Regions from separate parts of the Homo sapiens genome. Here region 2 is linked to region 1. The links are chromatin loops, found by intact Hi-C in ENCODE. Cell type or tissue: sigmoid colon. All regions are shown on one strand.

What was found. A loop is a pair of places that touch in the nucleus more often than their neighbours do. Peaks named below come from ENCODE experiments on the same cell type or tissue, not always from the same donor. Only the 100,000 strongest peaks of a DNase experiment are listed, where the experiment ranks them.
Region 2: it touches region 1 in a loop (8-fold over the local background); 12 of 110 quality-filtered maps call a loop at or near these places.

What each region holds. Positions count from the first base shown.
Region 1 is chr12:21,769,115-21,777,114 of GRCh38, forward strand. It overlaps KCNJ8 (potassium inwardly rectifying channel subfamily J member 8), which reads right to left and starts at 5,592. Exons shown (of 3, transcript NM_004982.4): 1 at 5,432-5,592; 2 at 4,129-4,572. The coding sequence starts at 4,502. The region is part of intron 2 of KCNJ8-AS1 (KCNJ8 antisense RNA 1); the gene reads left to right. RefSeq lists enhancers at 3,950-4,948, 4,949-5,946 and silencers at 4,181-4,475, 5,789-6,006. In sigmoid colon, a CTCF peak has its summit at 4,278; DNase peaks (open chromatin) are centred at 4,327, 5,427 and 5,787; H3K4me3 peaks cover 2,869 bases; H3K27ac peaks cover 451 bases.
Region 2 is chr12:21,888,156-21,896,155 of GRCh38, forward strand. It overlaps ABCC9 (ATP binding cassette subfamily C member 9), which reads right to left. Exons shown (of 40, transcript NM_020297.4): 13 at 7,120-7,160; 14 at 5,877-6,019. Among named protein-coding and RNA genes, the nearest start is that of ABCC9, 49 kb to the right of the region's middle. RefSeq lists an enhancer at 2,982-4,511. In sigmoid colon, no CTCF peak of the experiment used is centred here; DNase peaks (open chromatin) are centred at 3,706 and 6,896.

The sequences.
Region 1 (8,000 bases):
CTTGGCTTCAAAGCATCAAAGTTCAGGCTAACTCTTGTTAGGAACTAATGCAGCTGGTAACATCAAGTTGAAGCCAATGGTCATTGATCAATCTGAAAATCGTAGAGCCCCAAAGTATTATGCTAAATTGACTCTGCCTATGCTCTATAAGTAGAACTATAAAGGCTAGAGGACAGCATATCTGTCTGCAGCATGATTTATTAAATATTTGAAGCCCACTGCTGAGACTTACTGCTCAGAAAAAAAGATTCCTCCAAAATATTATTGCCCATTGACAATGCTCCTAGTCACTCAAGTGCTCTGATGGAGATGTAGAAGGAGTTGATTGCTGTTTTTATGCTTATTAACACAACATCCATTCTACAGCCATGAGTCAGGGAGTAATTTCGACTTTTAAGGCCTATTACTTAAGAAATTTACATTTCATAAGGCTATTGCTGACATAGATAGTGAGTCCTGTGATGGAGCTGGGCAAAGTAAATTTAAAACCATCTGGAAAGGATTCACCATTCTAGATGCCATTAAGAACATTTGTGATTCACGGGAGGAGGTCAGAATATTAACATTAACAGGAGTTGGGAAGAAGTTCATTCTAATTCTCATGAATGAGTTTGAGGGGTTCAATACTTCAGTGGAGGGAGTCACTGCACATGTGGTAGAAATAGCAAGAGAATTAGAATTACAAGGGCATTCTGAAGATGTGACTGAATTGCTGCAATCTCATGATAAAACTTGGATGAATGAGGAGTTGCTTCTTCTGGACAAGCAACCAAAGTGGTTTCTTGAGATGGAATCTACTCTTGGTGAAGATGCTGTGAACACTGTTGAAATGACAACAAAGAATTCAGAAGATTACATAAATTTAGTTGATAAAGCAGTGGCAGGTTTTGAGAAGATTAGCTCCAGTTTTGAAAGAAGTTCTACTGTGGGTAAAATGCTATCAAACAGCATCACACATTACAGATAAATCTTTTGTGAAAAGAAAAGTCAATTGTTGCAGCAAACTCTTCATTGTCATATTTTAAGAAGTTGCCACAGCCACCCCAACCTTGAGCAACCACTACCCAGATCAATCAGCAGCCATCAATATCAAGGCTAGCCCCTCCACCAGCAAAAAGACCACATCTTGCAGAAGGCTCAGATGAACATTAGCATTTTTTAGCATTAAAATATTTTTTGAATTGAGATATGTATATTTTTCAGCCATAATGGTATTACACACTTACTAGATTACAATATAATATAAATGTTTTATATGCACTGGGAAACAAAAGGTTTGTGTAACTGTCTTTATTTTGATATTTGCTTTATTGCAATGGTCTGGAACCAAAACTGCAATATCTCTAAGGTATACCTGTAATTAATATTATACTAACTTGAATTTTCTCACTTTGGCCTAATCCTGTGAAAGAAGCAGAGGGAAGGAACCAAGAAGTTGTAGGATTTTCTTGGGAAGCTTTTTCAAATTGCACATCTACTCCCTATCTTAGTGAATAGACATTGATTTGGTAGGCTGAGGTTGGATCTGGGTAAGATGCTTTTGAAAAGTTCTCAGGGGATTCTGATTTACTCCCATATGGGAAGCACCACATTTGTTACTATCAATTTATAACACTTAATTTCACAACAAGTACTGCTGTGGCTTCTTCATAGAAACAATATTAGTTCTATCTTTGCCCCCAACCACAATTTCAAACTTCTCTAACTTTATAGAAGACAAGCCTACACATTAGCAATCTCTCAAAGTATTACCTATTTATTAATGCTACAGACAGCAGGTGAGAAAAATGTTTAAACATTTGAGTACTTGGTATGTACAGTGCACTTTGGTAGAAAATTATGAGGGATAAGCAAGAATACATGGATTATTCTTTTGATTAGCTTTTAAGTGAAGTGCGAAAGTTGCCTTTCTCTTTTGTTGCTAAAATGATTCATGGAAAACTACAGTAATTGCCTATTGCACTAACTACCCACAAAAAGATATCTGGTATAGCCCCAAAACATGGCAAGAATAAAAATGGACCCCAGAGAAGGGGTATGGATACAACACTGATTTCTGATAATGTATCCATACCTCAGAGAGCAGTCTAATGATAAATATCCCAAATAGTTTGTTTTAATGGTTTAAGAGACTATTCATGAGCCACATTTTGTATATTGTTTATGAATTCTAAATATTACATATGGTACAAGACCCAGCTTTTTACTGACACTTGCTATGCTAAACAATCTCAAGAGATAAAAGTGTTTAGCTGTTTCTTTGTTCTGTTACAGAAAGAGGTAGGCTGGATAATATCGAGAAAGAGGAAATATATTGGTCTATTTTTTGACTCATATTAAATGGAGTCAAAGAGACTCCTTGCAGGAGAAAATACATGGAGGAGAAAATGAGTCACCCTAAGAGAAGAATGGTCAAACATTATTTGGAAATACTGGTGAATATTCAATGAAAAATGTTGTTTCCAATTTTAGTGATATGGTTGGACATTGAATTCACAAAGGGAAAAATGCAAAGAATTAGAATTATTATTAGTCACCTTTTACATTCTCATTGGGAGAGAATGAAGATTTTTAAGGTTTGCTGTTACCATTTCTTTTTTCTCTTTTTATCAGTATCATATAATTTAGATTAAAACTTTATTTTGATATGAAAATGATTCACCAATTATCAGTGCCAGTAAGTTTCTTAAAGATATATATTATAGATAATGATATTTGATCTTAGAGTATCTATTGAACGTTTTAACGGATATTTTAAGTATTGTGTTTTCTTTATATCTGGTATACTGATGATCTATGTTTTCCAGCTGCATTTTCTTTGAGACAACAGTTTGTGAGAAGTTTGAAAAAAGAAAATAATATCTAATCAATATTAAAAGCAATAGATCAATTCAATACAGTTTTTGCTGCTCAGAATTTGAGCTGAAATCTGTGGTGTGTGATCTCTGCGCACTAATGCTGCCTTCCTCCTTGAAAGGCTGGCATTGTAGTTCCTTAGCAAATGGAAGGGTGGACAAGTTCACAGTCTGGGGTCCACTTTCTGCAGTGATATGCTAGCTTAATAAGGTTTCAGGGTCACTAGAGGTCCCATTCTTTACAGTTTCCTGGTATCATAATGCTTTTTCAAGTTTCTTTGCTTTGTGAATTATGTGAATTTAAAATGTTCTTTTAAAAATGTTTTGGAAAATTTTCCAGTATTATTACTACTCTTTTGCTTCACAGTGAACATCTTGGTAATTGATATAATTTATCTCTTTCCACCTCCCCCCGAAAAAAACAAAGAAATCACCTCAACTAAATGTTCTTAAACCATGTGAAAGCAAGAGAGGTGAATCACTGAAATCAATTTACCTGTCTTTGAGATACTTATGATATGAGAAAGAAGCCAAAGTTAGGTAATCTAAGAACTATCTTGTCCCTATTCTATTTAAACTTTGAAAGAAGAGTACAAAATTAAATTGCTTCTATATAACCCCTTCCATAAAATTTTGGACTAATTGTCATTAAAAATTAGCAATTTCTAGTTCTGAATCTTAGCATAACTTTTAATTTCTGAATCCAGTGCAAGCAATCAGCTATGTTATGATAATCTCGATAAAGAAGGGATGATATTTATTTCATTTTTTAGTAGATTTTTAATCTAGGACACTCTCCCCCTAGGGCCTTCCCATTTTTTTCTTATTATTTCTGAAAATGTCATGGGTTAGAAGAGTCAAGAAAAATGTCCACTAGCACAATATTTTTTGTTGATCAGAGATATTTACCTGTGGGCACTGAAACTATGGACAACAGCTTTTTCATACTGAACTCAATGTGTGCGCTTTTGGAGTAAAGCACTCTGTGTAATCCTTTGAATTACAATTTTTTTTTGATAACTGGTATAACATTTTCAAGGCTAGTCCAAAGGACTGAAGCTCAGGTTTTCAGAGACTCTTCTCCATAAAGCTGCATTTAAAAAATACTTACTGTGTTAGGTGTTGTTCTTTATTGTGCTTTTTTGTTTCTGAAGATTCTAAAACAAACCCTTTATTTCACTTTCAATTAAATAACAGAATGATAAGAGAAAGGGCATTTTGACATTTTTTCTCTACTGTTTTCAACCCCTGCCTCATCCCACTACATTCTTACCTGACATTAGTCACACACACAGTGGACTCCAAACCACTTTTCTCCATTCCACTTTTCTCCATGTAAGCATAGATGTCCCCATGGGCAAAGGCCACCAGCCACCACATGATAGCGAAGAGCAGCCAGCTGCAGAGGAAGGACATGGTAAAGATGACCAGCGTGTGGCGCCATTTCAGGTCCACCAAGGTGGTGAAGATGTCCTGTAGAAAGCGTCCTTGCTCACGGATGTTCTTATGCGCCAGGTTGCAGGCCCCGCTCTTGGCGATGAAGCGGGCTTTGGGGAGGCGGTCTCGGATGCGCGGCTTGCGCAGGTTCTCTGCGGCGATGCGCGCCAGCACATACTCCTCCGGGATGATACTCTTTCTGGCCAACATCGTCCTGTCACCATAGCCAGCTTAGCCACCTCCCTCTCACCTGCCTCTCCGTCCCTGGACACCCGTCCTCCTGCACGAGGGAAACATTTATTAAAAACTTAAAAACCCACCCTATCCTCACCTCTTGGGTCCTTGTATTCAAGGATATGTCTGTACATGTGCGAGGTGACATGCAAAACCAAAAATGTGATTTTTACTAACCCAAACATGAATCTAGCTTGTGCTTGAGTTCTGGGATCTCAGAAAAATTACTTGGTTTTAATAAAAAGAACTGTTTCAATTTTTCTTATTCTGAGTACATATGGACATAGCCTTAGTTAAACAAAACCAGGAGCCTTCCGGTAAACAGCAGGCTCAAAGATAATTCTCTGCGATTAACCGCGTCTGTAAATTAGTGCAAGGCTACAGCACGTGGCGTCAGTCATGAAGATTAAGACCAGTTGGGTGCACGATCTACTTATTAAAGTACTTAGATGATGTAGCAATATTAAAAGTAAAGAGAGAAAATTCTTCCTCCGTTATTTTTAGAAGTAAGCAAAGGCCATGACTCCTTGCGCAGTCTAAATAACGTGTAATCTGACAAAATTATAATAAGTGGTGTGCTATAGAATTTATAAGTTATAAGAATTATTTTAAATGCGAAAGAAGTATGAGTTGCATCTAAAAAGAGTTAAAAAGGTTCCTGTGGAAATCATAATATTATAAATTGAAAACTTTTTTTTTTTTTTTTTTTTACAACGAAGGAATCAAATATACAAGGTGCGGGGGGGAAAAAACCCAAGACAACAGCCTGCGGGTTGCAGTAGGGAGTGTGCCCCGAAAAGTCCATCCATCACTGCAAGCCTCTGCGGTGTTTTGCATTTTAAATCATTTACGGGAACACGGACAGCCTCCCCCCTCCGCTCCCCCGGAGCAGCTTTGAAACTTACAGACTCCGGGTAGCGGGCGCGGCGGCTGGACCTCCTTGCACACGCCGGCGGGCCGCGGGCAGGTCCCTCGCTCTCCCATGCTGGCGCGCGGGACCAGGGGCCGCCCAGGCCGGAGGGACAAATTGGGGGCTGCGTGTCCTAAGGAGAAGAGTTAAAATAATAAAAGGTGCAACTGAATCTAAACGCAGGGAGGGCTAGAGGAAGGGGGATGGGTGTAGATCTTCCCCTCCCCCTGCTCAGCTCAACTCCCTTGGCCACTTCAGTGGAAGGAGGAGGGACTGGGGGGGCGGGGGCGGGGGGGCGATGCTCCACAAATCAGCCTCCCAGTTAGGGCTTTGACGCACGCCAGACCTCGGAAGCCGACGTTGTCGCGGAGTAGGGGGCGGGCGGGGAGGGGGCGAGCGCAAGTCCCCGGGAGGTAGGGAGCAGGCCAGAGGGAGGGACGACCCGGGGGAGGGCGGGACCTGCAGAGCCAGCTCCTTTCCAGTAGCCGCGACCCCCTGCCGCCAGCGTGACACACAAGTCTTTAAAAGGCTCTCTGCTCAGGGGAGAGAACTTTCTGACTCCAAGTTCACTGACGTAAGGAGATTTAATTTTAATTTTATTTTGTAATCTAGGTAGATAACTGGGCTACTTCATGATAACTGGGCTACTTCGGACTGAATAAAAGCAGAGAGGTCAGAAAATATTCTTCCAAAGCGTTCAAGCTGTGGGCACACACAATTATTTACATTAAATTTCCACCTGCTAGGAGAGATACAGGTGGAAGATGTTCTGAAACCCACTATAGTAAAGTATTTCTTCACCAGCCAAAGCCAGTTCTCAGGGAATTAAACACACACACACCTCAAAACAGCGACTGCCCCCCACCACCCCCGGCCCCTTAAGGAAAAGAAAGAAAAAAAGAAACCACTGACTGGCTCCCAATGAAGAAATTTTACCCCAAACAGGGACGGCCGTTAACACTTCAGCGCTGATAAGGCCAGGTCATTCGGTCCTCAGTAATTGGTTGCTTTCTGAAATGTTGCAGCTTCTTCCTCTGTCTAGATGGGTCTGAATGATAAAACAGCATTTGCGCACAAAAAAGGTTATACAATAAACATCTATAGCTTTTTGAAAAGGAGCCAGCGAAGACAAATGTGCTTTTTCCCACAGGTCAAGCCTCCTGATTTTGGCACTTGCGTTAATGGAAACTTTAATTCTTGGAAGTTCCACGTATTTTCCAAGACTCGAGCCGAAAGTGTATGGAGCATAAACAATGTATTCATTTAATTAGCCAAAGACCTAAAATTAGTCTTTAATGAAGGCAAATTAAGAACTTTTTTTTTCTCCTTGTGGTTAGATCTCCTTAACCCCTGTAAGCCCAGGATCCTAGTTTGTTAGTGGTAGTCCTCCTTTCTACTGTCATTAATTTTTGCAGTAATTTATGTAGTATAATAGTTTTACAAGTCTATGAAGAATCAGTTTGTATAGTCAATTCCCGCCATTGTTCTATTTTACCTTTGACTTTGTACACATTATTATTCATTATTTTAGCCTGGGGAACATTTACTGAACACCTTTGTAAGCTTTTTTTAGGTTTATGTGTCTAGAGATATATAAATATATGTCATAGTTGTTGCTTTTAAGAGGCAGACAGTTGTAGTAAGAGAGATATTCTCTAATACAAGCAGGGATGTGATTAGAATAGGAAAGGAAATTTTAAAATGTCATGGGAATTCAAATGAGAGATATTTAAGAGTAGGAGACTAAGGAAAAATCCATGGATTATTTGGCATCTGATCTAGGCTTTGTAAGCCTAGATATATTTAGGGTATACAGAAAAGCAGAGAAAAGACAGCCCACGTCAGCATTGATGAAGCCAAGTTGGCTACACAGCAGGATTGGACACTTGAGTTCAGTGCTCCCTGGGCAGGCGCTGTTACCACCTACTCTCAATACTTAATGAGATTTTCATGTACTCGTCACACCCATTCCCACCACTCCTGTACCCCCTCCCTTAAACTGGGGACTGCTAGAGGGCAAGGCTGTGACTTGTTCATCTTTGTAGCAAGGCCCTAGCACCATTTAAATTATAAATGGGCTCAAAAAATATTTTTGAATCAATGAATGAAAAATACAAAGTTGAAAAAGCATATTGGGGCCTTAAAAAATGCATAGACAGCCTTAAATGCTCAACAAAAGAAGCTGAGGAGTCCTCAGTATGTAGTGGTAAGCCATGGAAAGATTTTGATCAGAAAACTACACAATAAGAGCCTGTTTTAAGAGGATTGATCCAGAAGCAGAGAATATAATGGCTTTAAGGGTTGCATTTCTTGAGTATAGTCCCTCTGGGCTCCAAAATTCTGTAACTGGCAGAAGAGGGTGCTGGAAACTGTTACATTAATTAGAGAAGGAATGAGGTCTTGGGCTAATAGGTAACATCAGTGGGCACTATACAAATACATACAAAAGGAATGTTATACAGAGTCAATATTGGAAAAGGGAAAAGTCAGAGGTGACTGTGATGTTTATCATAGTAACAGAAAAATAATAAGAAAATTGGAATGAGAAGAGCTGAAGTACTGTG
Region 2 (8,000 bases), 120 kb after region 1:
AAAAATGTCAGAAAAATCAGGACCACTTGTCACCCTAAATTCAACAGAACCTTCTTTGCATTTTTTTTGCAATTATATTCCTTGTCAAAAATAGTGAAGTTGTTTAGGAACTTGGAACAGGGTGGTTAAAAATAACACTAATGAGGAAAGTCCTCTTAGTATTCTAGTTTTACAAATGATGGGGAGGTGACGTACAGAGAAACTAAGTAACCTGCCTAAAACCATTTAGCATGTAATATGCAAGGATCTGGAATCCTTGGCCACTGTGTATCTTGCTTAAGCACTATGCATGATTCACATTTTCTGAACCTGGCAAGGAGAGGGGACTCTAGAGTCTTGCTGCTCAAAAGTTTCAGCCAAGGACCACCAGCATCAGCATCAACTGGGAGTTTATTAAAAACAGAAAATCTCAGCCCTGCCTCCAAATACGAATCACATTATGTATTTGACCAATACTCAGAGGCACTTTATAAACACCATTTGAGAGGCCCTGCTCTAGAAGACTGGTTTGCCAACATTCTTTAATGTGACCTCCTTAGGCTGGGCACAAGACTCCTTGGCTCATCTACTCTACCCATTCTAATTTTCTCAAACCAGTGTCATAGGATCAGGAGCAAAAATAAATAAGTAAAACAAAGAAAATGATAATATGCTTTGTAAACATCATCCTAGAAATAAAATAATATACAAAAGGAAATTCAGTGAAGTTGCAAAGGAAAAGAAGTGCTCCTTTTGGCAAGCTAGGATGCAGCAAGTGGGAAAACTTAACTTGGCACATGCAGCAGCAACTACAGGGGAGGTATTGCCTTTGATAGGAAACTAGAAAATATATGTATGAAATAAATGGTTTCTTTTTTAAAAATTTTATTTGAACTTATAGTCAAGTTCCTCCAGACAAGTCTTCAGAACTTGTTTTTTGTGACACAATAACAAAATGAGAAAAAGGTAAATTTAATTTAGTCTGTTGCCCATGATCTTTAAGTGTTTTGGCTTTGCATGCCATAGAAACATGATGGAAGACGAAAATCCATTGAGGCAATCTATTAGCTGTCAAATTGCACTTGCAGAGAACTAAAAGAGGTAATTATTTAGGAAGAGCTTCAGTTCATACACTTTCTTTGAGTCTTTGATAGCAAAGTCTGACCACATAGACTTGAAAAACAGTGTTATAAATGCGTTATGAAACATTATTTTATTCCTCTTAAATGGCAGTTATTTCTTCTTCACTTTTACAGATTGTAATTGTCATTCTGTTCTTATGTTTTGAAAAGATTTGATTTTAAGAAGCGCAGCTCTGTCAATCAAAGGAATACCTTTAAACAATCTCACACTATGTCTCTGCACAAAAAAACAAAGTGGAGAAGCCAGTCTCATCTGCCTTTATAATTCCAAATCTAGCAATGCCTGGCACATGTCATTCAAGGAATGTTTGTTCAATAAATCAAAGAAGGAATAAATCAATGATTCTGACATTAAGTAAAGTTGGTTGGTTCAATTCTCCATTCCCATTTCTAGTATAGATACAAATCACGAATCTTTCCAGTATAGACTCAAAGCTTTTATGGAATAAATGAGCCCCACTCTTCCTGAGCATTGGAAGCAATGGTCCCTGACCTTGATTGAGAATGGGGACGACATTCTCTCTTCTTAACACCCCACTTTGAAACATCAATGACAAGGACCATCAATGGATGCCAATACTAACCTATCTGTGAACCTCTTACTTCCCTTCCCCTCCCATGTCCCCAGTCATTCTAGGCTCTCTGGCTGAGGATCTCCAGCACTGATGTTTTGTCATTGTTGTTGTTTGTTCCATGTCTATCTCTCCCACTAGACTGTGAACTCGTTAGCAGCAAAGATTTTCATCTTTAGAATCTATCCCAATGCCTAAAATATAGCATGGTAATTCCTAAAGAAATGTCTGATGAAATAATAAATGGGTAATACGAAAAGCATTTTCTATTCATACGAGGTCCTTTCAGAAATCACAGAGGTAAAACAATTATGGAAAATGCACAAATCCTGACCAAGGGTGAAGTAATTTCCACCATGCTTCCAGGTTTATATTTTTAAAATGCAAATCTGTGCATGTAATGACCCGCTTCTTAAAGTGACAACTGGCATCCGGTTGCCTTTCAGCATCTTTAGCATCGTCTAAAAGCTGCTCAGGAGTTTACTCTCGAGCTTCATGCCTTGATACTTCCCACATCAGAACCCTTCCTCCAATGACACTGAACTACTTTTAATCTCCTGAAGATACCAAGATTTCTCACCTACTTACCCACTTCTTCCCTGTGAATATACTGCTCCTGCTGTTAAAACATGTTTTACATTTTTTCTCCAACTTGCCAAGTCTTACCTATTTTTAAGGATTCTATGAAAGAGTCACTACCTCCTTTAAATCTTTACCAACCTAAATGTCCAACAACAATAGACTGGATTAAGAAAATGTGGCACATATACACCATGGAATACTATGCAGCCATAAAAAATGATGAGTTCATGTCCTTTGTACGGACATGGATGAAACTGGAAACCATCATTCTCAGCAAACTATCGCAAGGACAAAAAACGAAACACCGCATGTTCTCACTCATACGTGGGAATTGAACAATGAGAACACATGGACACAGGAAGGGGAACATCACACACTGGGGACTGTTGTGGGGTGGGGGGATGGGGGAGGGATAGCATTAGGAGATATACCTAATGCTAAATGACGAGTTAATGGGTGCAGCACACCAACATGGCACATGTATACATATGTAACAAACTTGCACGTTGTGCACATGTACCCTAAAACTTACAGTATAATAATAATAAAATTTAAAAAAAAAAATCTTTACTGACCAGATAGTTTCCCTTCTCTCTCAAAAACTTCAAGGATGGCCATTATGGGCCATAGCATTCTTTGTATAGCTTTATAACACCATAACCCACCATACAGTAATTAGTTTCCCTTCCTGGTCTGTCTAACTAGGCTGTGGACTCCCTGCAGATTTCAGTCTTTTATCTTTGGAATTCTTAATGCCTAGCAATGTACCTGTATCAATAAATGAATGCACATCCACAGAAGATGCTCTGAGGCTTGGGGTAGAGATGAGTAAAATGGTGGTAAGACGGTGAAATGGAGATTTGTAACATACAAAGTGGAGAAGTGAGGCAAGCATTCTAAAAAAGAAATCACTCTTCTTCGAGCATTTTATTATTTTAGATAATAGTTACTTTTCATTATTCTGTTTTGTGAAAGTAGACAAGAACACTTCATCATAAAATGTCCAGAAAAATCAAATGGTGTTGGGTGCTGGGGGGTGTGAGGAGACAATCTGAATCACACCTGCCTCATTCTTCCATTTTATGAGGTATATACAGGTCTCAGCCATTGAATGCCATGAAGCCCACTTTGGCTAATAAGCCAAACCTTATTAAAAGAAAGCATAGAATTGTTTTGGAACCAAGAATTGAACATGGTATGGAATTCTCCTCCGGTAGAGAAGTTTACAAGTCTCTTACATGCATGTATAGCACAAGTTTGACAGTGTGCTTTATCCCATTCTAACCCACCAAGTTTCTAAATGTATTTAAGATTGCAGTGAGGGATTTAGAATTTCCACAGTTCCTGAAGAGGAGATTTCAAAATCAGCTGACCAAAGTCTCCGATTATAAACAGGCTGCTCAACTCACTGTGGGCCAACTGGCACTAAAGGTTGGTCACGGCTTCCCAGGCACAGAAGAAAATGCTCTAAGTCCAATCAACACTGGGAGAGCACTTATTTGGGTTCCCAGAACTAGCACACAGTGGGAAAAAGGATTAATGTTCTCTGCTTACCAGTCATCTCTGTAGGACCTGCAATTCAACCACTGAAACTCATTTGAGAGAATCAGGCTTTTATAAGCAGATTCTGTTTGGCCTATGGCTTGGGAAATCTGGAACTGAGCCCTGAAGAAAGACTGGTCTTTATCAAACTGGCAAATGTCTTTTCCATGAGATGTGCAGAAGGGAGAGTGCTGTGCAGAAATATACAGGGATATCCATCCTCCACTGTACTAGGATTTATTACCACGGAATTGTATACCATGGATTGGAGGGACACCCCTAGATTGTTTTCATTTTTTTTTAATCAAGTCAAAGTCCTTTTAATATTTGGTAACCTCCTGATTTCAGAGGTGTTATCTATTGCAAGTTATCAACTGCTTTTCTATCTCCACTTGTAGTACAAAGTCAAATTTCAAATAAAAGTGTAACCATGAAAGGGACAGTTGCTGAGTGGAGAAAATGAAAATAAGGACCAAAATAGCAGACTCTGGCCATTTATCAATTTTATTGTTTGAAGTAGCTTCCCTTCCAGAGCACTGCCTAATTTGGAAGTGGTGCTACAAAAAGTAGTCAGTGATCCGGACAAGTGTTTCAGAAGGCAGAACAATAAGAAAATGAGGGCAGATGTGGCCAGAAGGCTTGAGCTCTAGACACTAACAGCTCTAGAACTGGTTGTTAATGAATGTCTCAGAGGTTAACTTTGAAACTATGTTACACTATCATATTCTGTAAGAATTTGGTTTATAAGATGATTTATATGCATTTTAATTTTATTGGGCATTAAGTGATTGTTAAGCAAATGCAAACTATTGGCTTAAAACTGAAGATTCTGGTATTTTGAATAATAAATTCTAGTTTTCTCAGTAAGATATAGACACCAGCACAATTATCTCATTTTAAAAGTCTTACAAATGATGTTCTATGTTTCCGTCAATTGCAACATGATACTTCATATATTTAAAGGCTCAATTTTCCAATTTTTCTTCAATATTGCGACATCTTGGCACTTCTTTCAAAAGCCAGATATAAATATGATAATGATTGTTTACAAAGCATTCTGAGGTTTTATAGGTTTATAAAGAGCATATATCTAAAAAGAAAAATTCCTTTTTAAGAGTGCCTTATTTATGGGAGCATAAGACATATAGACTGTCGTATAGGCAGTGTATCATCTAGTTTGGTAACACATTTTTATAAGTAAAAATGGTGGAAAAATGGTCTTATATCACATCTATTTTTATAGCTGTGCATTATGAGATATTATAAAGAGACAAAATCTGCACTGGTTGGAAACACTATAGAAGCATATTTAAATGAGCAAAATACAAAATGGTTTTACAATTCTTAACCATTTTCAGAGACTTTAAGCCTGGATTTTTTTCCAGATTAAACTAAAATTAAAATAGTAAATGTGATGATGTGAACATTCTCTGTCACTATTGTTGCCAATATAAACTGGCACAGCTTTAGTGGAAAACATTATGGCTGTATTCATTTTTAAAAATCTTAAAAATGTGTGCCCTCTTTGACCTACCACCACTTCAGTGGAAAGCAACATATTCATCAAGGACCTCAAAGATGTGCATATTATTAGAACTAGTATCCCCACTTCTAGAAATCCAACCTGAGAAAATCATCAGAGAAAAGTTTACAGATAAACAGAGATGCGTGAACTTCAATGTTATTTATGTTAGGGAGAAAATAGAAACATTCTAAATGTTCAATTAAAAGGTAATTGTTAAATAAATTAGAATATTTCCAACATAGAATATTGCATAGTCAGTAAACATGGGGTATTATAAAACTTAAATGAAGGGAGAATAATAAAAAAAAGTGTAATCAGGAGAAAAATGCTAGATAAATTTAAAATTTTTGTTTTGAAAAATTATTTTTACATGAAATAAATAAAAGACTGAAAAGTAGCATACCACAATTTTAACAATGGTTGTCTCCTGGCAGTGATTTTAATGTTCTTTTTTATATTTTTTCAAATACTCCTATTAGCACACGTCATTTCTATTATCAATAAGCAAAAAATGCCAGACACTTCAGTGCATACCTTATGATGGCTTTGACTGCAAATCTGACCACCGTGGAGAGCAGGAACAGTGGTGTGACCAGGATATGGAAGAGAGACAGTGAAGCAAAGGCCTCTGCAGGTTTCAGATTGTTTCCACTGGCATACGCATGGGTCACAAATGTCTGTGCAAAGAAAGGAGTTCTTTAGAGAAAGCTGGAAAAAGTGTCACACATGCGTACATTCAGTCCTAGAAACCTAACATATTCTGCTATGCCAGTATGTCCATTGTAACTATGATAACAATGACTTCATCCAAAACTCCCTAATTAAAACAATACTTGCTTTTGGTAAGTCCTGAAAGGCTTACCTGCAATTATAGTGGCAAACTTATGAGAAAGTTAGAAAAAAATTCTACTTACAGGTTAGGTAATTGACCCTGTCAGATTGCTAAGTAGGGGGAATAAAGGGATGGAGAACCCAGAGTTTTCAACAACCAGTCAAGCCCTTTCCAAGCAATACTAAATACTCCGGGAGAAAAAAGAATGTTCTGTTGTTTTGGGGTCCTCACTGTGGATCTTTACTAAAACTGTCAGCATTAATATCCAAAGAAGACTTACTTCCATTTTTTTTTTTTTGAGACACGGTATCACTTCATTGCCCAGGCTAGAGTGTAGTAGCGTGATCATGGCTCACTGCAGCCTCGACCTCCCCAGGCTCAGGTGATCCTCCCACCTCAGCCTCCCAGTTAGCCGGGACTACAGGCATGCGCCATCATGCTCAGCTAATTACATTTCTACAAATAATACCAGTTGCCGATTTTGTCATTTTAGTATGAAATATAATGCAATTATTTAAGATTTTCTGGTTATTGATCTAGCTCCATCTTGTTGTAAGAGTATCTGGGAACCAGATCGTTGAGATTAGAACAGTTAATTCCCAACCGCTGTTCATTTTGCAATGTTTGCAAATGTACCAGCATACATTTGGCAATGTTTTGATTGTTGTAACTGAGGTTGCTACTGGCACCTGGTAGCTAGAAGCCAGGGATGCTGCCAAACGTCCTAACACAGAGGGCAGCCCCTAGAACAAAATTTATTTGGCTCAAAATGTCCATAGTGTCTTTACTGAGAAACCCTGGATTAGAACTCTTGCAATGGAGACTGCCATAGAGAGAAGTCACAGAGGTGAGGTAATATATATTACTACCCACACATTCTTGCTCATAAATCATTTATAAACACTGACTTGGTTTCATTTCTAAAAGAGAGAAAAAGTGTCTTACAGCAAGAACAGCTGCTATGGGAATTGCTGCATTCATGAAGACTGTGGAAAGAAATAAAATGCATTAGTTTCATTGAACTGTGAAAACATTTTCAGTAACTTTAATCATCTATTATTGCTTTAACTTTCTTTGAAGACAGGAAGGACAAAGAGTATTAAATGTCATTTTGTCTGGAGTCCACAAACATTTACCAGTTAATATCTACTTGTGTGCAGTTTTATGAGTTCCCATACATTAGTCTTAACCAGTTTCTGTTTTTCTTTATTGAATTTTTTTCTTATGAAATGTTACAAACAAAAGAATCCATATAAAATCATCCTTTAATGATAAAAATTATTAGAATTTACAAATGTGTATTCTACAGAGGGGTTACAGTCTATCTTTTGTTTAGTCCACTAAACTAATTTAAATATGTGAAATCAGGTTATTACACAGATTAAAAACAAGAACTTGACATCACTTCGAGTTCTCTTTCCAGCAGTGTTATTAATATTCATTTATGGCCCTTTCAGTTAATAAAATAACTCCATATCCTGGACTCTCTGCGTGTCTAAATATCTCTCCTGGAATATATTTAACTGTCACTGGATCAGCATGATATGCCTAGTTGAAATAAGAAAAACTCACATTTTAGCTTGAAATACTAGTGTTTGGAAGTAACAGTAAAAATAAAAAGCCAAGTTGTTGATTTATAGTCATACAGTCATAAACTATAGAATTTTAGGAACCAAGAAACCAAAGATAAAGTGAATTGTTTGTAACAGAGCCAGGCAACAGCAGAGTGAGAAGCTAGAATCTAATTTTCTTTTTTTTTTTTTTTTTTTACTTTTCTTTTTTTTTTTATTATACTTTAAGTTTTAGGGTACATGTGCACATTGTGC